Regions from separate parts of the Homo sapiens genome. Here region 1 is linked to region 2. Evidence: read pairs that join two places in POLR2A ChIA-PET (ENCODE). Cell type or tissue: OCI-LY7. All regions are shown on one strand. Links, peaks and the distances in the headings refer to the core of each region. The heading gives the core; the rest is flanking DNA.

What was found. Peaks named below come from ENCODE experiments on the same cell type or tissue, not always from the same donor. Only the 100,000 strongest peaks of a DNase experiment are listed, where the experiment ranks them.
Region 1: POLR2A ChIA-PET joins it to region 2 with 5 read pairs; 2 of 35 experiments call an interaction of 5 or more read pairs at or near these places.

What each region holds. Positions count from the first base shown.
Region 1 is chr5:111,644,751-111,657,068 of GRCh38, forward strand. The region is part of intron 1 of STARD4-AS1 (STARD4 antisense RNA 1); the gene reads left to right. Among named protein-coding and RNA genes, the nearest start is that of NREP, 110 kb to the right of the region's middle. In OCI-LY7, for the core only: no CTCF peak of the experiment used is centred there; no DNase peak of the experiment used is centred there.
Region 2 is chr5:111,698,326-111,710,643 of GRCh38, forward strand. All of the region lies in intron 2 of STARD4-AS1 (STARD4 antisense RNA 1), which reads left to right. Among named protein-coding and RNA genes, the nearest start is that of NREP, 53 kb to the right of the region's middle. In OCI-LY7, for the core only: no CTCF peak of the experiment used is centred there; DNase peaks (open chromatin) are centred at 5,506 and 6,546; H3K4me3 peaks cover 2,134 bases; H3K27ac peaks cover 2,500 bases.

The DNA of each region.
Region 1 (12,318 bases), core at 4,813-7,312, 53 kb before region 2:
GCTTTTCTACTCTTCTCAGACCACCCATCTGCTGATCCTCAGGAAGTTACATGCCATGATAGTGTGAGCATTATGCACATATCACCACGTCCTGACACCTCTACAAACAAAAGGCAAGTGCATATGCAAAGAGAGGGTAATTTGAGGTATAGGGGAGACCCAGACATTGTCATAACAAAATAGATGACTCCAGAACTGCTGCTCGGTTGAAGAAAAACTCTATTAAGTTCTAGATGACTTAAGAGAAGGCATATATTTAGAATAACCTATGTAGGAAATGAAATTATGCACAATACTATGATAAAAATGAGTCCATGAGTGCTGAAGGGGCACAGGAAACACATACACAAAGGTAGGACTCAGTGAAGAAAAGCCTGGGGAGAGAGAGTATTGAGGGTCTAGTTGAATGAAGGTCCCAGCCAAGAAGCCATGTGGAGGATTCCAGCTGGCTGAGAGGGTACTGGTAGTTCGTTCTCTCCTCACAACGTTAGTTTCAAACACCTCTTAGGGCTTAGAAGAAAAAAGTGTGCAATTTAATCACCTATTACTCCAGAAATAGTTGAAGCAAGAATCGGAATCACATCTATCATCCCATAAAAGCCAAATAATGAAATTTTAAATGGAAACTAAGAGCAGAAACGCAGACACCCACTTGTAGATCACAGAAAGAACACCTCTCTTGGGGTATTTTGTTCTTTGCCCTGGCTGTAAGGGAATCCCAGGTCAAGTCCACACGTGGAGCTCACTGTGGTCAGGTAGCCCTGGGTGACCTAAGTCTTCTCAGGGATCTTTGTGAAACACGCAACCCTATTAACTTTACAGTTTTATTTAGTCTCACTCTAAGGGGTGGATCAGTCTTTCTGACTGACCTGAGACAACCCCGTGCAGCTGTGGCCTTGACAAAATTCTCAGTTATCCCTCTGGCAAGGACAGAAATGAAATCATGAAAGGATTAAAAAAATTCCTTTTTCTCTAAGATTGCAAAGTCCCCTCAGATGGTTGAATGGAGAGCAGATAAGGAGAATGCGTGAGAAGCACTTTTCCTCAGACCTCAGCCTTCCTGTAGCCCAACCCAACAGCATTTTACCCCTAGGATTATAAAGAGAATGACTGGGGAATTAGACCAGCAGTATTATTAGCAATATACTAGGAGGCACAGCCCCCATTTCTACCTCAGGATCTGAAGTACCTTTGATACATCTTCTGGTTTCTTGGGCTTTGTCCTATTCTGATAACAAGTGCAGGCACAATTCGAGAGGCTTGATGTATCACACTTCTTAAACCTCTTCAATGTGGCTGGCCAAAAACAACACTTGACCATCCTTTTTCTTCCCCTTGAAGGTGCTGTAGGGCTGTATTTGGAACACTTAGGGGTTCTGGGAGCCACCAGTGGTCCTTGCAAAGAGAAACTAGGGAACAGGGATGTTCTCAGCTGTGAGGATCTGTGAAGGGTATTCTCCTAGCCTTCTACTTGGTAAAATGTCATAGAGATGCATAAAAGGGAGACAAGCAAGGCTCTTCAAACTGTTTATGGAAAAGCACAATATTCATGTATTAAATTAACATCTGATGATGCCCGTCTTAATCAGGCATTAAACCAGGAACTAGAGATACAATGGTGAACAAGACAAATAGGGTACAATGGTGAACAAGACAAATAGGGTCTCCCCCACAGTGGCACTTACATTCTCAAGGAAGAACAAATTTTGGACAACCGAATTCATAAGTTAATTATTTAGTTGCAGGGATGCTAAACTACTACAAGGAAGTGCTAAGTTTTACAGAGTGTATTACAAGGGCATTCACCCAGCATGTGGTTCAGGAAAGGCTTTCCTGAGGTTGTGTTTTGGGGTTTAAGCTGATATCTGCAGGAGCTTACTAGCAAAGATGGTGCTCCTGTCAGAGGAAAAAGCAACGGCAAGGCCCCAAGGAAGAGGATAGAGCATTACCACGAGAAAGAAAAACAGCAAATCTAGAACCCAGTGAGCAGAGAGCCTTCCTCCATTGGGCTGAGGCTGGCAGGCCATCTTAAGGATTTCCACATCCCATGGAGAAAAAGAATTGCAAAAGCTTCCAGATAGGGAAAGGAGTATTTCGAGCTCTCCTTCTTAGATTTTGCTCTTTAGCTTCTGATTTAATATCTCTAGCTGATGAATTTCAAATTTTTAAGGCAAACTAAGGAAAATCAAACAAATATTTAAGCTTTGTGTAAAATTAGATTCTTTTTGTTTTTCTGAGAGAAAATATTTACTTATTTATCTTCTTTTTTAAACTTTTATTTTAGGTTCAGGGTACGTGTTCAGGTTTGTTATATAGGTGTCATGGGGGTTTGGTGTACAGATTACTTTATCACCCAGGTAATAAGCATAGTACCCAATAGGTAGATAGGTACTCTCCTCCTACCCTTCACCCTCAAGTAAGCCCCAGTGCTGCTCTTCCCTTCTTTGTGTCCACATGTACTCAATTAAAACTAAATTCTTAGATAATTAACAAGCAAATGTCCAGAAATGTAATAATTAATGTTTTATCTGATTTAATACATCTATAATTCAGTAGATTTGGCCTTGGCACTTGAACTCATTTACCTCTAAACCCGTATGCAGATATGTTAACCTCCTGATTCATATCCATTCACACTTTCTGCATAAAGCATCAAATGCGTGCTAATTTTGAATAGTGAAAGAAAAACAGATTCTCCTGGATCAAGGAATAACTCTATTGGGAACGCAGAAACTTATTGATGAAAAAGTAAAGTACTCTCTTGCTGCAAAATTGGATATCACCCTTTCACCCTGATCAAAGTATGGAGACATCAAATCCATCTAAAAAAGGTAAAAAGTAAGGTTAAAAAAGAATGTACCCGCAAAGACTTTCAACTCTTAGTCTACTTAAAAATTTCTCAATCTACTATTCCTGAAAATGTAAGCACTTGAGACTTAAAAGAGCTTATATTTCTTTTTCCAACTCCCATGCATCTAGAATGATAAGATGGTAGGGCTGTTTTGCTTACTGCGACACAGGCTTTTAGCTAATTTCCAAATTCAATTCCTCCTCTTCTTGGGAACACAGCCTGACTACACTTCACATTGCAGTCATGTGTGCCCAGTGGAATAAGAATGGAAGTGATGTAGGCCATTTCTAGGTCTGGCCCATAAAACTTCCCCAAAAGGCCATTCTTTGTATTCCTTTTGCCTTCATCAGCTTAATGAAAATAAGCATGGTGACCTTAGAAATTACATGATAAAGATGATGGAGCCATAAGACAGGGAAAGCCTGGGTCCCTGCATCAAAGCTTGTCAAAAAGTAGCCCACCTATCAGACACCTGCTGCTTAGGGCTCTGACTTTTACTTCATCATTCATTTTTGGCATATAACTTTTTTCTCAGAGCTCTGCTGTGATTTAAACTTTATGCTTTGTTCCAGCTGTATAGTTTATTGTAATTTCTATGTAATTATATTACGAAGATATCACATATTAGTTCCCCATGTTGCTGGAACCAGAACTATAATAATATGTACATTATTAGTGCCCTAATAAGTAGCAAAATCAATATTTAAGAGGTAGTTTTGGATCTTGCAGTGCCTCTTGTCATCACTATAAGCTATCATATTTCATTGTACCTGTTAGAATTGGAATCTCTGGTTAGTTGTTGGATGACTTCGGCTTCTTACTTATAAATATTGTGGATTGGCCTGATTATCCACCTTAAGGGAGGGCATTTCCACTTAGAGTACAACATATTCAAGTGATCTATCTAACCTTCCCAAGTGAGACAAACCTCCAAAATTTTAATATTACTTGGTAATTTACAATAGTGGGAGAAATTGCACAAGAAAAAGTGTAGGCATTTAGGAAAAAAGAGCAGTGTGGAAGTTGGTAAAGCAAGAGAGGAATTGTTCTACAGGAGGGTGTAGTATAGTGGCTAGGAGTCAGACATCCTGAATTTACCATTTAGCTGTGTAACCTTGGGCAAGCTATTAGCTCTCTCTGAACATAAGTTTGGTTTATTTTCTTTTTTTTTTTTTTGACACGGAGTCTTGCTCTGTCACCTGGCTGGAGTGCAGTGGTACGATCTTGACTCACTGCAACCTCTGCCTCCCAGGTTCAAGCGATTCTCCTGCCTCAGCCTCCTGAGTAGCTGGGACTACAGGTGCATGCCACCACACCCAGCTAATTTTTGTATTTTTAGTAGAGACAGTGTTTCACCATGTTGGCCAGGCTAGTCTCTCTTGACCTTGTGATCTGCCCACCTCAGTCTCCCAAAGTGCTGGGATTACAGGCATGAGCCATTGCACCTGGCCCATAAGTTTTTTTGTTATTGTTTTTTGTCCAGGCTAGAGTGCAGTGGCGCGATCTTAGTTCACTGCAACCTCCACCTCCTGGGTTCAAGCGATTGTCCTGCCTCAGCCTCCTGAGTAGCTGGGATAACAGGCACCCATCACCATGCCCGGCTAATTTTTCTATTTTTAGTAAAGATGGGGTTTTGCCATGTTGGCTAGGCTGATCTCGAACTCCTAACCTCAGGTGATCCACTCACCTCAACCATCCAAAGTGTTGGGATTACAGGTATGGGCCACTGTACCTGGCCCAAGTTTCTTATCTATAAATAGAGAATGATATTAACTATCTCATAAATTGTAATTTGGAAAAGTGAGATAATACATGTAGATTACTTAACACAGAGCCTGAAACAAAGCAAGCACTGAATATATGCTATATATGACTATTTAAAATTACTCTAGAAGTGGATGGGGAGGAAAAATGGCAAATGTGCTTGGTTGAAAGCTCCTAAAAAGGCAGCTTGCCAGCCCTCCTTGGAGCCCAAATCTGTTATCCAATCATCCAGTCCACTGCCTTAGCTGACTTAGGACACTTCAAATCTGGCCTCCCACTCTGTAATTAAGGGCCATGAAAACCCACAAGGTCATAGTGGCAAAACTGGGCCAGCTCTTCCCTCTCCCAGGACCTCCTCACCACTTGTTGGCAACGATCACCATAGCTCACTGTCAACCAGTTGCCACCACTATGTTTTGAAAGACTCAAAACCCCCATGATTCCATTTCCAGTGCCAGACTCAGGGCTCAAAAAGAAAACATGCTTCTGAATTTTTTGAATACTTTCCAGAAGCCCCTTTGGAAAGATCCAGGCTTTTGCTTTGAAAAATACCTTTGAACAGAGGCTGCTCTAGTGAAACTTGATCAATGGTATCTTAAAATGTATAGTAGATACTCAATAAATAAGAACTACTACTATGAGTAATTTCTTTAGTCACTATACTATTTAAAGTAAGTCTTTATATTCATTTTTATAAAATTTCAAATATTCTGACAATACTAGTTTTGTGTTTTGCCCAAATTCCATGAGGTTTTAAATTTTTAATACTAAGGAGATTTATGAGTCACTGACTGGCAGGATCTGCAGCATTTAACATCTCTGGTGTTAGAAAAGGGATCCATACAAGATAAAAATTGAAAAGGAAAAAGTGTTCAGTTTCAGAAGAAGCTACAGAAGTAGAGTAAACAGGGGAAACAATTTCTGATTATATCAAAAACAATTTGGAGAAATAAGACATTAAGAATTTTATTTCTTATGTCTAAGTAGATATCCTTTTCAATATTTATCCTGTGGCTTTGCTTGGCCTCTGTTTTTCCACTGGGTGGTCTTGGCTTAGCAGAGGACACGATTTCCCATACAAGTTTCATTATTCTCATCTCTCGTGGGCAAGTCCACCATGCTAGAGAATGTAGAAAAGCAGAGTTGTAAACTGATCTCTGGATTGACAGAGGAACCTGACCCTCGTCTTCCCATTTTATTTTCCCATTAAGTCAATCACAAGTATAAACATTTGCCCACATTATTTGGAGCTGAAAGACAAGGGGGCAAGCCAGAGGAAAATGAGACATTGGCCTAAGGAAGATTTTTTTAAAATTTCCCTTTCTGGTCTCTAAGTTTTGAGTGTGAACTGCAGAAATAGATGGATTATTTTCACTCTAATCCCTGAAGGAAGGGCAGTGGATAGGGTGTGGCAGATACTGCATTGGTTAGTACTGGAAGGCCCTTTTCCAAAAAGGTATGTGGTTATAAGAAAAAAACTACCAAAGCATCTTTCCCATTGTTTTATTCAGTAATCAATACAGAGCACTTTTGTGACTAAATGTATGGGGTTATTTTCCCATACCCCAGGCAATCAACTAAGTCTGCAGCAGACACCAACTGAGTGTCCTCTAATTCAATTCAATGCTGACACTACCTGGAGATAGCATCACCTCCTATCGGTTGAGGGCTCAGTCCCACAAGACTGCCCTCAATCCTTCACTTCAGATGCTGATCACAAGCCCCAGATTGTTTTACCTGTGTTTCTGACTGGCTGGCTATACATTGGGGTTCCCATGATCCCTTCCTTGGGTTCAATTACTTTACTAGAGCAGCTTGCAGAACTCAGAGAAACACGTACTTACATTTACCAATCTATTGTAAAGAATATTACAGAGGATATAGATGAAGAGATGTATAGGGCAAGGCATGAGGGAAGGAGTGCAGAGCCTCCATGCCCTCTCCAGGCACACCACCCTCTGGAAACCACTCATTCAGCCAGCTATCCAGAAGCTCTCTGAACCCAGTATTTTGGGTTTTTATGAAAACTTCATTAGGTAAACATGATTAATTAAATCATTGGGCATTGATGATCAACTCAACACTTAGCCACCTTTTTCTCTCCCAAAGCTGGGAGTGAAGCTTAAAGTCCCAACCCTCGAATCATGCCTTGGTCTTTCCAGTGACCAGCTTCCACCATGAAGCTACCTGGGGCAGCCAGCAATCAATCAACACATTAGTATACACAAAGACACATCACTTTGGGCTGGGCATGGTAGCTCATGCCTGCTGTCCCAGCACTTTGGGAGGCCGAGGTGGGTGGATCGCTTGAGGCCAGGAGTTTGAGACCAGCCTGGAGAATCACTTGAATCTGGGAGGGGGAGGCTGCAGTGAGCTGAGATCATGCCACTGCACTCCAGCCTGGGTGACAGAGCAAGACCCTATCTAAGAAAATAAAAAAAAAAAAAAAGACACATTGCTTTGAAGATTACTAGGATTTTAAGAGTTGTATGCCAGGAGATTGGAGGAAGACCAAATATATATTTCACAATATCACAGTAAGCTGAACTCCTGTCCAATGGTTCACACACAATTTTAGGGTTTGTTACCAGCCTCACATCAACCAACCTCTCAACTTGATAGTAAGTCAGCTGAGCTCAGAGTGACTTGCCCAAAGTTCTACAAAAACAGGAAATTCAGTTTTACTGATTAGCGATCTACCCTACTAAGAAATTATTGTCCTAAAACATGCCACATTAACATCTTGATATGTCAAGATTAACATCATTATAAGTCTTAACATGACTTGATAGTATAGAACAATTATGCATTGCTTAACAATGGGAATATGTTCTCAGAAATGCATTGTAGGGTGATTTTGTCATTGTGCAAACATCATAGAGTGTATTTATACAAACCTAGATGGTATAGCCTATTACACACCTAGGCTATATGGTACAGCCTATTGCTCCTAGGCTGTAAACCTACACAGCATGTTGCTACACCGAATACTGTAGGCAACTGCAATACAATAGTAAGTGTATTAGTCTGTTTTCATGCTGCTGATAAAGATATACCAGAGACTGGCCAATTTCCAAAAGAAAGGGGTTTAATTGGACTTACAGTTCCACATGGCTGGGGGAAGTCTCACAATCATGGCAGAGGGTGAAAGGTACCTTTTACATGGTGGTGCCATGAGAGAATGAGAAGGAAGCAAAAGCAGAAGCCCCTGATAAACCCAACAGATCTCATGAGACTTATTGACTATCACGAGAATAGCACGGGAAAGACCAGCCCCCATGATTCAACCACTTCCCTCTGGGTCCCTCCCACAACACACGGGAATTCTCGGACCCACAATTCAAGTTGAGATTTGAATGGGGACACAGCCAAACCATATCATTCCACCCCTGACCCCTCCAAATCTCATGTCCTCACATTTTAAAACAGTCATACCTTCCCAACAGTCCCCCAAATTCTTAATTCATTTCAGTATTAACCCAAAAGTCCACAGTCCAAAGTCTCATCTTAGACAAGGCAAGTCCCTTCTCCCTAGGAGCCTGTAAAATCAAAAGCAAGCTAGTTTCTTCCTAGATACAATGGGGGTACAGATATTCAGTAAATACAGCCATTTCAAATGGGAGAAATTGGCCAAAACAAAGAGGTTACAGGGCCCGTGGAAGTCCGAAATCCAGCAGGGCAGTCAAAATTTTAAAGTTCCAAAATGATCTCCTTTGACTCCATGTCTCACATCCAGGTCATGCTGATGCAAGAGGTGGGTTCTCATAGTCTTGGGCAGCTCTGCCTCTGTGGCTTCGCAGGGTACAGCCTCCCCCCAGCTGCTTTCACGGGCTAGCATTGAGTGTCTGTGGCTTTTCCAGGTGCACGGTGCAAGCTGTCAGTGGATCTACCATTTTGGGGTCTGGAGGATTGTGGCCCGCTTCGCACAGCTCCACTAGGCAGTGCCCCAGTAGGGACTCCGTGTGGGGGCTCCTACCCCACATTTCCCTTCTGCATGGCTCTGGCAGAGGTTCTCCATGAGGGCCCCACCCCTGAAGCAAACTTTTTCCTGAGCATCCAGGCATTTCCATACAACTTCTGAAATGTAGGCGGAGGTTCCCAAACGTCAATTCTTGACTTCTGTGCACGTGCAGGCTCAATACCACGTGGAAGCTGCCAAGGCTTGGGGCTTCTACCCTCTGAAGCCGTAGCCCAAGCTGTATGTTGGCCCTTTCAGCCATAGCTGAAGCAGCTGGGACACAAGGCACCAAGTCCCTGGCCCATGAAACCACATTTTCCTCCTGGGCCTCCAGGCCTGTGATGGGAAGGGCTGCTGTGAAGGTCTCTTACATGGCCTGGAGACATTTTCCCCACGGTCTTGAGGATTAACTTAGGTTCCTTGCTACTTATGCAAATTTCTGCAGCCAGCTTGAATTCCTTCCCCAGAAAATGGGTTTTACTTTTTTATCACATTGTCAGGCTGCAAATTTTCTGAACTTTTATGCTCTGCTTCTTTCATCAAACTGAATGCTGAACAGTACCCAAGTCACCTCTTGAATGCTCTGCTGCTTAGAAATTTCTTCTACCAGATTCCCTAAATCATCTGTCTCAAGTTCAAAGTTCCACAAGTCTCTGTGGCAAATGCCACCAGTCTCTTTACTAAAACATAGCAAGAGTCACCTTTGCTCCAGTTCTCAACAAGTTCCTCATCTCCATCTGAAACCACCTCTGCCTGGACCTTAATGTCCATACCAGTATCAGCATTATGGGCAAAGCCATTCAACAAGTCTCTAGGAGGTTCCAAACTTTCCCATATTTTCCTGTCTTCTGAGCCCTCCGAACTGTTCCAACCTCTACCTGTTACCCAGTTCCAAAGTTGCCTCCACATTTTTGGGTATCTTTACAGCAATGCCCCACTCTACTGGTACCAACGTACTGCATTACTCCATTTTCACACTGATGATAAAGACATACCTAAGACTGGGCAATTTACAAAAGAAAGAGGTTTAATTGGACTTACAGTTCCACGTGGCTAGGGAAGGTCTCACAATCATGGTGGAGGGAGAAAGGCACTTCTTACATGGTGGTGGCATGAAAGAATGAGAAGGAAGCAAAATCAGAAATCCCTGATAAACCCATCAGATCTCATGAGACTTGTTCACTATCATGAGAATAGCATGGGAAATACCAGCCCCCATGGTTCAACCACCTTCCCCTGGGTGCCTCCCACAACATGTGGGAATTCTGGGAGATACACTTCAAGTTGAGATTTGCATGGGGACACAGCCAAACCATATCAATAAGTATATATGTATCTAAACATAGAAAAGTAAATATAGCAGATTTATTGTAAATTTAAATACAGTAAAATTACATATTACAATGTTGTGGGACCACCACTGTATATGTCATCTGTTGTTGACCAAAATATCATTATACAGCATGTGACTGTATTCTCCACCTATCCACATTGCTATTTGTTGTGAAACTCAGACCTCCTCTCAGTTGAAGGTCCTAGGGATTAAGAAGTTCTTCCTGTTAGCAAGGCTCAGCTAGGACTAACCTTTTCAGGTATGCTTCCAATCTGGTTATTGCTGCTGAAATGGAAACAAGGATAAGGAAATAAAACCCATCATGGATGGATGCAAAAGGCTTTCATCACATTCTTCATTCTAATGCTTTGAACAGAGATAAAGCAAGCAATGAGATCTCACACTAGGTTCCACCAACAATCCCCAACACCAGTGGCCTTGAACACTGTTTCAGTCAAGCTATCCAAGGGCCTTCCTCTCTTGTTGCATAAAGGGGCAGTTAAGAATAGCTTCACCAGAGATTTTGAAGTACATGTATTCTGAAAACACTTGGGCTTTCTTCTGTAGCATCCACCCTTGGACAAAGAGTGACTAATTAAGATAAATTTCTAGCTTACATAATGTCCCTTGCACAAGAATATGTTTGCACTCTAGAGTGTTGACACTGGCAAATGGGGCCAGACTTTTGGCAGGTTTTTCAAAAAAACAATGCCAAACTGGCTAACTTCCTATATTTCTCTAGTCTTTTTTGGAAAATACCTAGAACACTTTCCAAGAAATTAGTTTAGGTCATTCAGAGTTTATTCTGGATAGTACTGTGTTTATTGTTGCATAAGACTCTAAGTCAGCATCAACTCGCCTTCCAGACTCAAGCCAGTTAATGCTAGCATTAACACATGGACCTTTTTGCTCTGGGAATGAGGCAACTCAAGGTTCTAGGAGGAAACACAAATTATATTTCTGGGTGACTCGAATTGGCCATGACCTCACTACAAATACTGAGGCTTTGAAGGAACTCTGGTTCATAAGAGAACAATACTATCTAAAAAATTTGAAAAGCTAAGAGTTTCTGTGTATCTTTTTTCCTGGCTGGTGGAAGTAAGCATGGTAGGAAGGGAAGAGGACAAAGCATGAAGCCAGTGACTGAGTTTGAACCTGGGCTTTCATATTCCCTAGCTAGTTACATCAGATAGTTTAGTGGGAGACAAAGTGTTCAATGGTCAAGTCTTCATATCAAATTTCAATAAATCCAAGTTCAATTTAAATATCATTTCATCATAAAATATATTTCTAGTCCAATAATAATTTAATTATGACAATTTTATTAATTTTTTAATTGACAATTTAAAAAAATTTGACCTGCTGCAGGAACAATAATTTATCAGTACTGTCAGGTAGTAGATTTCTCCTATGATTACACTGTAAATTTGCAATACCAAATACTCACTCATCTTCCAGTGCAGGTAGTTGAGGAACAACATATTTTTTGGACAATTCTGCTAGTCTCAGATACTGCTAATAATGGTGTTGGCACCCAGACATTGAGTATTCCTTTCTTCCTAGTAGTAATTTAATCAGATAAAGACTTATCTTCTCTTATCATCTACTAAATGAATTTTATTGAAACTGCTACAAATGGAAGCTTTGTTTACTGCTTCAATAAGATGCTTTCTGAATATTTTTAGAAGCCAACTTAAAATTTTTCTATATAAAATTAACGTTTTTCACAGTAATCATGTTATTGCAGAATTTTACTAACTGCTAGAATTTCAATATGTAAAGCACATAAGTAGATTTTGACTTTATGCCTGGAATCTACCCTATATTTGAAAGTGAATATTCGGTAATTAGTGATACATTCAAATAGTAAGTCCTGTTTGTTTTATTTTCATTGTACTGATTAGATTTGATTTTATCTGGTGGTTGGTATTACCATTGATCATAAACATGTCCAGAAATGCTAAAAGCCTTGAAGACTATCCAGCCTTCCAAAGGCTAGGGATGAAGTCCAACTCAAAGAACAGAGTTCGGTCAAATCTTTAGGCTGACTCTAAGCTATATAAGGGCAGGCAGTTTGCTTAACCTTTCTAATCTTTACTTTCTTTATCTGAGAAAGTGGTCACCACTTCTTTCCACCTTTTACTAAACTGCTGTAAAGATAAGAGACAATAGACTTACACACTCCTTCTGAATGGTAAATGTTTATATATACACAAATTACTGTTCTTAGTTATTTTAGAAATGTCGGCACATCTTCTATTACACAAGCATAGGGGGAGACACAGTGTGTCAGCATGACTGGTGTCTGCAGATACTTTGTTCCTCAAAATCTCCAGATCAGGTAGCCCATCATTAAGCTGTATTTTGCAATAATCACTGTGTCCCTCTCATCCCCCAACACAACCCACTTCA
Region 2 (12,318 bases), core at 4,413-6,912:
AATTTTTGGGGAATACTCGGTAATTTTTTGAAGCCCAGTTTTTCTTATAATCTGTGAGAAACTTAGCTGCTTATTTAAAGCTATTTGCTTCTCAATTTACTGTGTCTCTGCATAGGTGATCAAACATACTTTGCTGTATTCTCCTCTTTCTGTGGTCTCCCTTTCTGCTTTCTTCCACTCAGTCTTCAGCAAAGAACCATGTTCTCAAGAACACCATCCATCCGACAGTGCCCCCTGCCTCCCATCTGGCAACTCAGCAGTGGTATTCATTAGTCCTGGCTCTGAACTCCTGGCTTGTGCTGTTGGACCAAATAGCCAGTAAGGTTTGCTCAGTGACTTGTTGTTTGCAAAGAAAGAAACTAAGGCATGTGATCACTTAGTGAGGAGTGGGTGAAGAGAAACTTGAGCTGTACAATGTTGCCTGTTATAAGCATCGTTGTCAGCCCAGAAACCCAGGGTTTCCAGGCCTAGAGTCACAGTGAAAATGCTTCAGGTGTCATCAGCACAGTTGAACTGCATATCCCACCCTTGCCAAACATGGTCCACCTCACACCCTTATTTCACAGGTGGGAAAACTGAGTCCCAGAGACACATGGTATTAATTTGCTTAAGTTTGCATGGTATATAGCTCATTGCTGGGAAGTTGTATGTAGAACTCAAGTCCCCTGACTTCCAGTTCAGTGTTCATTACAGTATACTGTATGGTCCTCAAGTACTTCTTCACCATTCTGTCCATCCCATTATGCCACCCTAGACTCAAAACCATGCAGGTCAGCTTTCTGCATGCCAAAATAACAGGTCTAAACACATGAGCTATGCATCCAAAAAGCCCGAGGGTACGCCTGTCTTTCTGTATCAGGAATTGTCCATGTTCTTTACCAGCCAGCCCCTGGAGCAGCTAAATGGCACTTGGTAGCTTTGCACATTCATTCTTCAGAGAACAAAGGAATACAGATGACACATGATGTTGCTGGCCTCCTCAAACTCCTTCAGTGTTTTCCCTACAAAGGTTCAAACACCATGGCCCCATATTAGAGATGCTCCTTAGCCTGCCCTAAACCTCCCTGCTTGCTTTCTCCACAGTTGTTCCTTAACTTGTTCTTTCTTGTTGCTGTGCATTTGTCTCCTTGCATACAGAGTGCCCCTCCCACTTCTTCACCCAATTATGCTTGAAACTCCAGGACCCACATTCTTTTTCCCAGGCATTGCTCAACAGTCACGCCCTTCACCCTCTCAAGAAAAATTTCTACTCTGTAGAGAAAAGTGGTTCTGAATAATTAACACACTTAGTGGCCACTAGAGATGGATTCACAGCATCAGTTTGGCCACAAGCCTTGTTCCCCACCAGTTCCTCCTTCTCTGTTTATCTAGTATGATGCCTGGCATATAGCAGCTTAGTGAGTGTTGGGTGAATGGGAATTAATGAATGAATAAATGTACTTTATATGCTCTGTATGTGTATGTATATGTTTGTGGGTGAGTATGTGTGTGTATATGTGTATGTTTGTTGGGGGATATATATGTGTATATGTGTATGTTTGTGTGTAGGTGACTATGTGTGTGTATTTAAAAGTATTTGAAGTTTGAAAGCCAATAAAGCTACACTTCTTTTTTGTTCCTCCTCAACAATGAAAATTAGGAGTTCAATGATTCAACAATGAAATTAGGAGTAGAACTTAAGTTTATGGTCGGCTTAAGTAAACCACAACCCTCTCCATCCCTTCCATCTTAGAAACATCAGCTTTCTGAGATTTCAGGCTTGCTATTTCACCCATAACTTGTAAATGGGTCCAGTGGCTCTGAGTCAGAGCCCCAGACTTCGGCTCCACTGCAAAGAAGGGCTTCATTGATTTGAAAGCCAAGCCAAAGAAATGTTTGCTTTCCTTGCAGTAGCTGACTGAATTGTGCTCCGGAGCGGTTGGGCTGCACACGTGGCCCTGTGAACTCTGCAGGGCCAGGGTGTAGCTCCATATGGCGTAGGTACTCATGATATGGCATCATGCCATCTGCAATGGCTTAGCACAATGCACCTATACATAGGAAGCTTAAAATATACTGGAGCCCTCAAATTTGCTTTTAGTGGTTGTATAAATTAGTACAATCTTTGTGGGGGTAGTTTGGTAAAAGGTTTGAAAACTTTAATTTTGCCTATTCTTTTTCCTTACAATTTTACTTCTGGAGGCTCTAGAGGAGAAACCATTTCCTTGCCTCGCTACTGCAATGCCTACACATGGTCACAAAGATAATTTATGCAATTATTTTCATTGCAGAATTGTCTATAATAATGAGTGAGTGGAAATTACTTAAAAGTCTCTCAATATGGTACTAGTTCATTAAATTGTGGTATAGTGAAAAAAACCCAGAATACTAAGCAGACATTCAAAACAAGCGAGAGATGCATAAACTGGCATGAAAAAATGTTCACAATATGTTGTTCAGTTAAAAAAAAAGTAAGTTGCATGCAGTATATCTAAAAGAACTGGACTTTTGAAATCAAAATCATGAGATACGTATAATGTGTTATATATATAAGCAGAGAGATTTGGAAAATAAAGAGGTTATCTCTTGGCTATGTGATTTGGGAATGGTTTCACCTTCTTAAAACATTTGAACTTATTTTCCCAGTTACCTTTTGCCTTTATAGTTGGAAAAAAAGGGAAAAACAAACTTACTTCTGAAAAATTTAGTAACAGATGCTATGTAAATTCTGAAAATAAGGGAGGTCAATCATAGGTATTTGGTAAGAAACCAAAACACAAGGCATTCTTCTTTCAGAGGAAATTTAAAACCAAGAAGGAGCAAGCACCCTTTTGTTAACCTTATTATAATCAACTGCTTTATATTTATTTTCATTTCCACAAAGTGACAGCAGTCACATAGAAATGTTTCTCAATGACATTAGAATGTCAAGACTCCACTGCGGTCTGTGTCTACTCTTTCCAGATGCTTCTGCAGTTTGACAATAAACTTAGGGAAATCTCCTAGAATTCCCAGGGTGAGGAGAAAAAAAAAAGGTCTTTCTGTTATTGAAATGAATACAGGAATACAGTAATATTAAACAAAAGGATATTTTGAAAGTTTGGATTTAATTAGCTTGTTTATGGTTTAAATCTCTTTTTAGATGGTTCTATTTCTGAATTTAGGAAGGTTTTAAAATGACTTCTCTTTTCTCTTTAAGTCCCTGTATCCCAATTTTTGTTTTTCTATACTTCAGAACCTAATCAATTTAGAATTCTTTACACATGCCAATTCTTTCAAGTGAGTTTAGCCTACAAAATAGTAAGATGCAATCAAACTTGTTTTTGTACATATGATTTCATATGTTTGAAAGTCAACATGCAAATATATGCAAAAACTCTCAAATTTTTTTTAATGAGAAAAACATCTCCCTGAATTTGAAATCAAGCCTTATGGGTGGTTCCAGGTGCTATGAAGTTAGGTGGCTCATGTACATGTGTGGGTGATGGATGGCAGACACCAATCTCACTCTCTTCCTGAAGGTAGCTAAAAATCAAATATTCCAGGAGATCAAGAAGATGCAGTCAGTGGACTCTCAACAATACTTTTCTAATTGACAGGTTTTATAGATACTTTTTCAGTGAACATGGTTTCATTTACCTGAGTCAATAATACTCCCACAGGAATGAGAACCACAAAATTATACTTTTTTAGCTTGCCTGGCAATATGATGCTTCTATTACAGAATGATAAATCCTATTACCTGTTTATTCAGAATTTCAATTTAATTCAACCTTTAGAAACACTGCTGTTTTTCTTTCTCTGAGTCTCATTTCTGTCACTGGCCATCTTCTCTGCATACAGTGTCTTCTATAATGAGGCAAGAATTTCAGTATCTTGCAAAATTCTCTGTTTAGCGTCATAATAAGAATTTACAAAAACTTTGTTCCATTTACTTCTACTTAAAATGGCTTCCTTTTCTCCAGAATCATAGAAGTATTATCAGCATGCTAAGCAAAGACTCCAAGCTTAAGGGAGAAAAAGAAAGAAGGGATTTAAGCGGTTGGATTATAAGATATAATGGACCGGAGAATTCTAATAGGTTTGGAGTGCTACAGATATCTCCCTGGCCCTAGAAAGGCCCAACCATCCAGAGTACTACCCAAAGTCCCACCTCCTACCCCCATACCCTCTCACCTTCCACCCATGCACCCTTCTTTCTCATGACCCTTCCCACCTCCTAACCCTACTCACCCTCTTACCACCTGTCCACTCACCTATAAAGGTGAGCTGATTGTAGATGATTCAGGATATGAATTAAGCTGTCCTGGGGATAAAATCTCAACTAACTACCTCTTGGCACATTCTAAGATATAAAGTGACCTTCCTCAGGGTAGAATGCAAACATCCCCTGTTCATCCCAGGCATCAAATGGATTGAGTGATTATGTTTCTGAGGACTAAGACCTCCATACGTTGGTGAAGTAAGGCCAGTTTTTTTGATGGTGAAGATTTGGGCTCCTGTTTAAACATAGTCAAGTTTCTTACCGAAGGGCCATTAAGGTCTTTTGTGAGAGAAAATAAAGAAGATTGAGCTTTTGGATAAAGCAGAAGTTGGAATAAAGTTAGGGAGGCTGGAAAGAAAAGGAAGGGAGGGGAGAAGGGAGCCCTGAACCAGGCAGAGGGTCTACCAGGAGCAGCACAATCATCAAGGGATAACCAGGCAAGAGACCTCGAGGAGGACCTCTATGAAGAGATAATCATTTCTGTTGTTTTTGTAAAATATGTCAATCTATACAGCTCCATGTATATGTTTGCAAATGAACCTTAATATATACTCTAGGGGTGTTAATTAGCATATGAAACCCCATAATCAGAAATCCACATATGAGCAATAGCTCCAAATATTGCTATCTAAATATGCACTAGAGAGTTTTTAATTAGGGCAAAGCATATTAGCAAATACTTTTTTTCTATTGGAATTAGAGATTTTTCAAGATAGATGTTTGATCAGGAAGATTTAGGCAGATGTTTTTCCCCTGCATTAATGAGTTATAGGAAACCTAGCAGCCTAACATCTGTGGGGGTGGTGCCCTTGATCTGGAATGCTGTTTGGTCCTGTGTTCCCTGGACACTTAGATGCGTGATTCTACCTGAAGGCTAGCTGAGCCTCATCAACATTGTTACCTTTCACTCAGCAGAAACCTTTCTTGTATACAAGGTGTGTGTTAAGACACCAGAAAGAATGAAGAGTGAGGACTTTAGCAAGTTTAGAGAATGAATTGTCTTACTGTTTTGGTACCTCATTGCTTACAAAGTGAGAGAGCACTGAGTCTATTAGTCACTATAATACATATAATTTTTTATTACAATATACACATAGGTAGAGAACTATTCGAAGAGGGCATATAGCTCTCACCTACTCTAGTAGTAGAAGGCTATGTTTACCAGAAAAACCTGACACCTGGAAAACATCTGCTTGGCTTAACTGAAATCTCAAAAGAGGAAACTGCTGAAGAACCCAGCAGTGAAGTGAAAGTAAAGTCCTTGTCTGTCAACTGTCAGGCTGTATGTGAAAGGAAACCTCATTTCACATTGCCAGCATGCATTGGACAAATGTGAGGCAAGGTGCACAGGAGTTGCTGCACCTCGACTTGGGGAGAGCTGCAGGAACTATCTTGAGTCCTCTGCTGGCCCTTGGACACATACTATTTAGGACTGAAACTTCTTTGATCCTCAGCCGATTTTGGTGCAGACCCTCCAGCTCTTGGGTCTCCTGGATCACTCTTCCTCCAAATCTAGGGAGTGTCCGCTCTGACATCTTGGACTGGCCAGTTATGTATGAAAGGTCAGTTAAGTGTGGGGATTGGGAAAAGATGGTCTCATAAGGGGTGATGTTCTGGTGACAGTATTTTTCATAAGATAAAATGCATTTCCATTATGAATGTTTAGATTAGAATGATTGGAAAAAGAAGGTATCAAGGATAGGCAGTGTGGAAAAAAAGGCCAAGTTTATGGGAATACCAAACAAAATAAGAACACAAAGAGCACAGTAGAGTCATTATCAACCATAAGTGCAGAAGGATCATTTTGTCAATGAAGTATTCAGATAAAAACCAGACAAGTTCTGTTTTATGTATCCAAGACAACTAGTATTGTTGATTGGGAGCCTAATTTGTGCATCTTTATTCTGGAATTCTCTTTGATATGGCTTTATTATTTTTAAAATATATAACTATTTGTTGTTTGTTTCCCCAGGCCTGGAAAACTTACATTCATGGGTTAGAGAAAGCTGACAATAAGATCACTAATCCACCACAGATAATTGTTGAGAAACCAACCGTGAAGACCAGGGACAGTACTAGAGGATGTGGTAGAGGAGGAGGATAGCATGAAGGGAGGAAATGACCTAACTTTATAAAAGAAAATAAGGCAGATATTGAAGAATGAACACTAGTGAATGAATTTAACGTTGATCTCTGGGGATTCTCCTGAGCAAGTGGTGAGATAGGAGATGATCTTTTAGAACCTGTCTGCACTATAAGGAGAAGTAATGCCAGACTGTTATTTCCTCTAAGGCTATGGTTAATCAACAGGTGGATGGGGGTACTGTAGACCTAGTGAGTCTGGACTTATGGCACTGGATAATGTCTAAGTTCTGTCCTTGGTCAAGACAGAGAAACAGAGGCAGCAGCTTTGAAAGCTGGTCTTTGGACTGATGCCAAAACAGCTGCTTAAGAGTCACCTAGGGATGTTGTTAAATAGTTCAAGATGCCTGTGGCACAACCCTTTAGGCTAAAGAGTGAAGTCCAAAAATCGAGTTTTAGTAAGCAGTCCAAATAAGTTCCATGTGCAGGCAGGTATGACATCCCTGAAGGGAGCCGATTTATGGACCAAAGACAAACTGAAGAGAGTCTTCCCAAAGTGCCATATGGGGTTCTGTTTCAGTCAACATTCTTATCAATACCTTAGATAACAATGACAAGTTTATCAAATCCAAGGATGATATGAAACTGGAGAAGAGAGCAGAGTTAGGATCCAAAATGATTTCATATTAAGTCAGATAAAAACCAAAGATTAGGTTAAAAACAAGTCTGTCAGTAAAATTTCCATATCAACTGTGACTTCCAGTAACATAGGAAACATCCAAAATTCATTTTAATATTTGTAATATTAGAAAATCAATGAAAAAGAATGCAGGGATCTAGCTATGGTCAAAGATCTTTAGGCCTGGGCAGGAAGTTGATTTCATATATTGAGAGACAAAGAGTCAATCATGTGATCATTTTGGCAGGAATAAGAGAGTCGCAGATTTCTGTGAATAGACTAAGGAAGAAATAGGTAATGTATATGGCTTAAATCCAAAGATGTAGGCCATGTGCCACACCTTCCTTGAATTTATGGAATCAAATATAAATGAGATTTATTGCATCCCATTTAGGGCCCAAGCCAAAAATTCTGATCATTAGTACCTACTTTAACTAGGATGGTACTATCCCTCCTTAAGAGATAAGCATCTTTCAAACTCAGAATTGCAAATTAAGTAGAGAAATATTTTAGAAAATTAAAATCCAGCGATATTAATACTTTTGAATTATGGAAATAATATTCAATTTTTATTGTAATGTTTAGAAATTGCACTTGAGTGATAGCATTGTAACTTCAATTTAAAATATCTAATTAAGTAATTAATTCAGACTTCTGGTTTGCAGTGAAATTCTTACTATATATATACTACTGTGGCACTTAAGAGAACTCAGAGTTCACGATATTTATAAACTTAATTTATTAGATTTATATAGATTACTTCGTCCTTGGGAAAGTTTGCCAATCAGGCAATTGAATTACTCTAAAGAGAAATAAAATGCATTAAACTTATAAATGCAGTATAAAATATGTGAAAGTGTTTAATTAACTAGTTTTTAAATGGGATCAAGTATTGTTCAAAGGCAATTAGAGTGATTGCTAAAAGTGCTAGGCATAACTAGAATAAGAGGATTTGTAAATTGAACTTAAAGCTTAAGGAAGAATGAGGTTATTAAAAATTGGTGACTTTAATAAAATGAATATCAATTTTTCAAAATAAAATAAATGACTGAATAGTCTTTTCTAGGTAGAAAAGCTGTCTTTGGGTGAAACAAAAAAAAACTTCCAGCAGTTTGTCCAGGGTGGAGATGGAACTTCAGCAAGTATGAAAGTGTCCTGGCTGGAGGTCGAGTCCTCAAGGCTCCATTGGAGATTACAGAATGCTGAACCTGCCAAGAGCTGCTGCAATCTTAGGCTATGAGGAGAGGAGAATATGCAGAGAGGAAGCTGATTGCCTGCCTCCGTTCTACACTAATCTGATCGCTTAGTCTTTTATGATCACTCCTGGGAAAAACAAACAAACAAACAAACAAACAAACAAACAAACAAAAAAACCTGTCTTTAAGACCAGCTGTTGCGAATTCTCCTGAGCCAGCGTGATCATTCACTGACTCTGAGGTTCTTTGTTTATTTTTGTAGATAATGGTAGGTACTTTGGTAGATAATAGTTCGTGATGGGTGGGTTAGTGATATTACCCTCTCACAAAATCCCTACCAGGTTATAACAAAAGCAGGTCTCCAACCAAATTCTGCCACACATCTCCCAGACGTTTATTAAACAAACATCTATTGATAAGGAGACCCCAAAGAGTTCACACAATCTGAAATCCCAGCTCTCTGTTCTTTTATGTAATCTGACCATACTTTTTCATAAAGAAATCACTAGAAGCAGATGTGACAGTATTTCAGTGGCAGAAATCTATAAGTCTTATGGAACAGCTGGCTTCTAAAACTTAACTCTCACAAGGATACAGGATTAGACTTCTAAGGCAGTTTAGCAGAACCTAACAAATTCTCAAGAGAAAAGAGCCTGAGACACAGACAGAGACACAAGTCTTGGTTCAAATAGTGGCTGTCACCATGCACTGACTGGGGAATATTACACAATCTCTTTTGCTTTCCATTTCTTTATAGGAAAGGTAAGGATAATAAAAACTACCTATTTTGAATGTTGTGGGAACTAAAAAATATAATGTACATAGAGTCACATAGTCAGAACTTTTTAAATGTAAAGGTATTATTGCCATTGTTTCATGTGGTTCCAGAGGGAGAGCTATTGATAACATTTATGAAGGAGAATAGAAATGAGTCAATTCAAAGGGAGAATTTTCTGGAAATCATAGTATTATAAAACAGATTAAGTTATCTTTTGCCGAAATAAATTTCTATCAAGGGCAGTACCCAAGGAGAAGCTATTCAAGGTCTTAACAGAAACAAATATTTCAAAAGAGATTTATGCTGAGGGCAGAGAATTAGATAGATGTCTCTACTGCTCTCCAACATAGAGATTCTGGGATATTGGCCTATTTTCATTCCTTGTAGGTATAATTTAGATCCTGTTCATCCATGTGTATTCACAGGAGGGCTCTCTAGCCTTGCAGTTTTATAGATTGAGAACTTAATGTATAGGAATCACTTTTTCTTCTTCTAACTTTATACCCTTTTTCTTAAGCACAGTCAGCATTTATTTGGCACCTTCATTCCTAAGCAGTGTAAATAATTCTCTGCTTTTATTCACCAATGAAAGTGCATACACATTCACCAGTCTCACATTTTGCATTTCCCAATCTACAACCTAGTCACAAATGCCTTCAAACAACCACACCCCTGCTGTATTTGTGTTAAAGGCTACGTCTCTACTGAAACAATAAAACCTTGTTTCTGGAATTAAAACTGTGCCCTGGGGTGCCTCTCTAGCTTTCTGCCATTTGTACTTTTATGTTATTTGATTCTTGCACAATTTTTGTATATTTACCTGCATCCCTGCTCCTTTTTCCACCTGAAAAAGCTACACTCAGCTCTTGGCTTACAAGATTCCCGCTATAATATTGCTATCTATAAATAAATCACTTCCTGACCATCCCCCACCAAGCCTAAATCTTGGACCCCACCTCTGACTTTGCTTTGGTGTACTGTTCATCTTTTCGACTTCTTGGTTATATTTCACCTCAGGATTCCCCTGACACTCCAACCCGTTTGTTAGTTTCATGGTAACTTTTAACAAATTATAACCAATTTTAACCAGCTCATAGTGTTTCTTGTGCCCACTGCTTCATGCATGATGAGCCAGAGGAATCCCTTCGTCCTTGATGAATAGACTAATCATAGAATCATATAAATGATTTAAAAACATTTAAATATTTTCAGCATCAATAATAAATAAGCACAGAGGCAAGAGGGTACTATTTTTCACCTACAAATTTAGCAGAAATTAAAAACCAGTTGTGCACTCCACACCTGATGAAGGTGTTCTGGGACAGGCATCCATGCCTACTCTATTGATAAAGAGTTTAACGTGGTATACACTTTTGGAAAAGCAGTTTGCAAAACTGTAAAAGAAAACATGACAGATGCATATAAGAAATCATACAGTATATAACTTTGAAGATTGGCATGTTTTCACTCAGCAGAATTCTCTGGAGATTCATTCAAGTTGTTGCATGTATTGACAGTTCATTCCTTTTTATTGCTGAGTAGTATTCCACGGTATAAGTGTACCCAATTTAGCCTGTTAGAAGACATCTGGGTTGTTTCCAGTTTAGGGTTATTATGAATCAAGCTGCTATAAATATTAATGTATAGGCTTTTACATGAATGAATCACCAGGAGTACAACTGCTGGGTCATAGGTTGGTTGTACATTTAGTTTTTAAAGAAACTGCCAATCTGTTTTCCAGAGGGGCTGTCCCATTTTACATTCCCACCAGCAATGAATGAGTGATCTAGTTTTTCCTCATCCTCATCAGCAGTTGATGTTGTCACTATTTCTTATTTTAGTTATTCTGATAGGTGTGTAGTAATATCTCATTGTGGTTTTTATTTGCTTTTCCCTAATAGCTAATAATGTTGAACATCTTCTTGTACATATTTGCCACCTGCATATTATCTTTGGTGAAATCTCATTTGTCTTTTGCCAATTTAGGATTGAATTGTTTGCTTTGTTTACTGTTTAACTTTTAAAAATTGATAAATAATTAGCACATCATAATATTCTCCCTTTAAAAATATACAAGTTAGTAGTTTTAGCATATTCAAAAGGTTGTGTAACCATCACATATTCTGTAATTTCAGAACACGTTAATCAGCTCCAAAAGAAACTCCATCTCCATGAGCAATCACTTCCCATTTCTGCCTCCCTCATACCTTAACGACCTCGAAGCTGTGTTTTATCTCTATAGATTTGCCTATCCTGTGCATTAAATATATATAGGATCATACACTATGTGGCCTTTTGTGACTACCTTCTCTTACCTGGCTTATATTTTCAAGATTTGTCTATGATGTAGCATGTATCAGTACTTCCTTCCTTTTTATTGCTGAATAATATTGCATTGTATAGATATGCCACATTTTGTATATCTGTTTATTGATAATTTAGTTTACACTTTGGGATTATTATAAATAATGCTGCTATGAACATTCATATATAAGTTTTTGTATGCACATATTTCATTTCTGTTGGGCATATATTCAGGAGTCGAATCTGTGTCATATGACGGCACTATGTTTAATTTTTGGAGAAATGCCAAACTGCTCACCAAAAGCTATTTCACCACTTTACATTCCTACTAGCAATGTGTGAGTGTATCGGTGAGCTTTTAGAGTCCCTTATATATTCCATATACTATTTCTTTTCAAATGTGGTTGGCAAATATTTTTACTCAGTTTATATCTTATTTTTTCCACCTCTTAATATGGTCTTTGACAGAAGACTTTAATTTTGATGAAATCCAGTTTATAATTTTTTCCTTTTATAGGCCATGCTTTTATAGTCAAGTTTTAGAACTCCTTGCCTAGCCTTAGATTTCGAATATTTCCTCTATGTGTTTTTCAAAACTTTTTAGTTTTATATTTTACATTTAAGGTTGTGATCCATTTTGAATTAATAAACATATAAGTTGTCTGACAGGTAGAGTTTCATTCTTTTTCCTTATGGATGTCCAATTGCTTCAGCACCTTTTCTTGAAAAGGCTGTCTTTCCTAGTCTATTGAAATGCCTTTCCATCTTTAGCAAACATCAGCCAGGCAAATATATGTAAGTCTCTTTGTGGTTCTCTAGTCTGTTCCATTGATCTACAAATGTATCCCCTTGTGAATACTACACAGTCTTGTAGTTGTATAAGTGAAATTTCAGAGCCTCATTCCTTCTTTATTATTTCCCAAAATTCTTTTAGCTATTCCAGTTCCTTTGCCTTAACATATAATTTTATATATATATATAAAATTTATATACATATACTCTTGTCTATATCTAAAAATAGTCTTGCTGATACTAT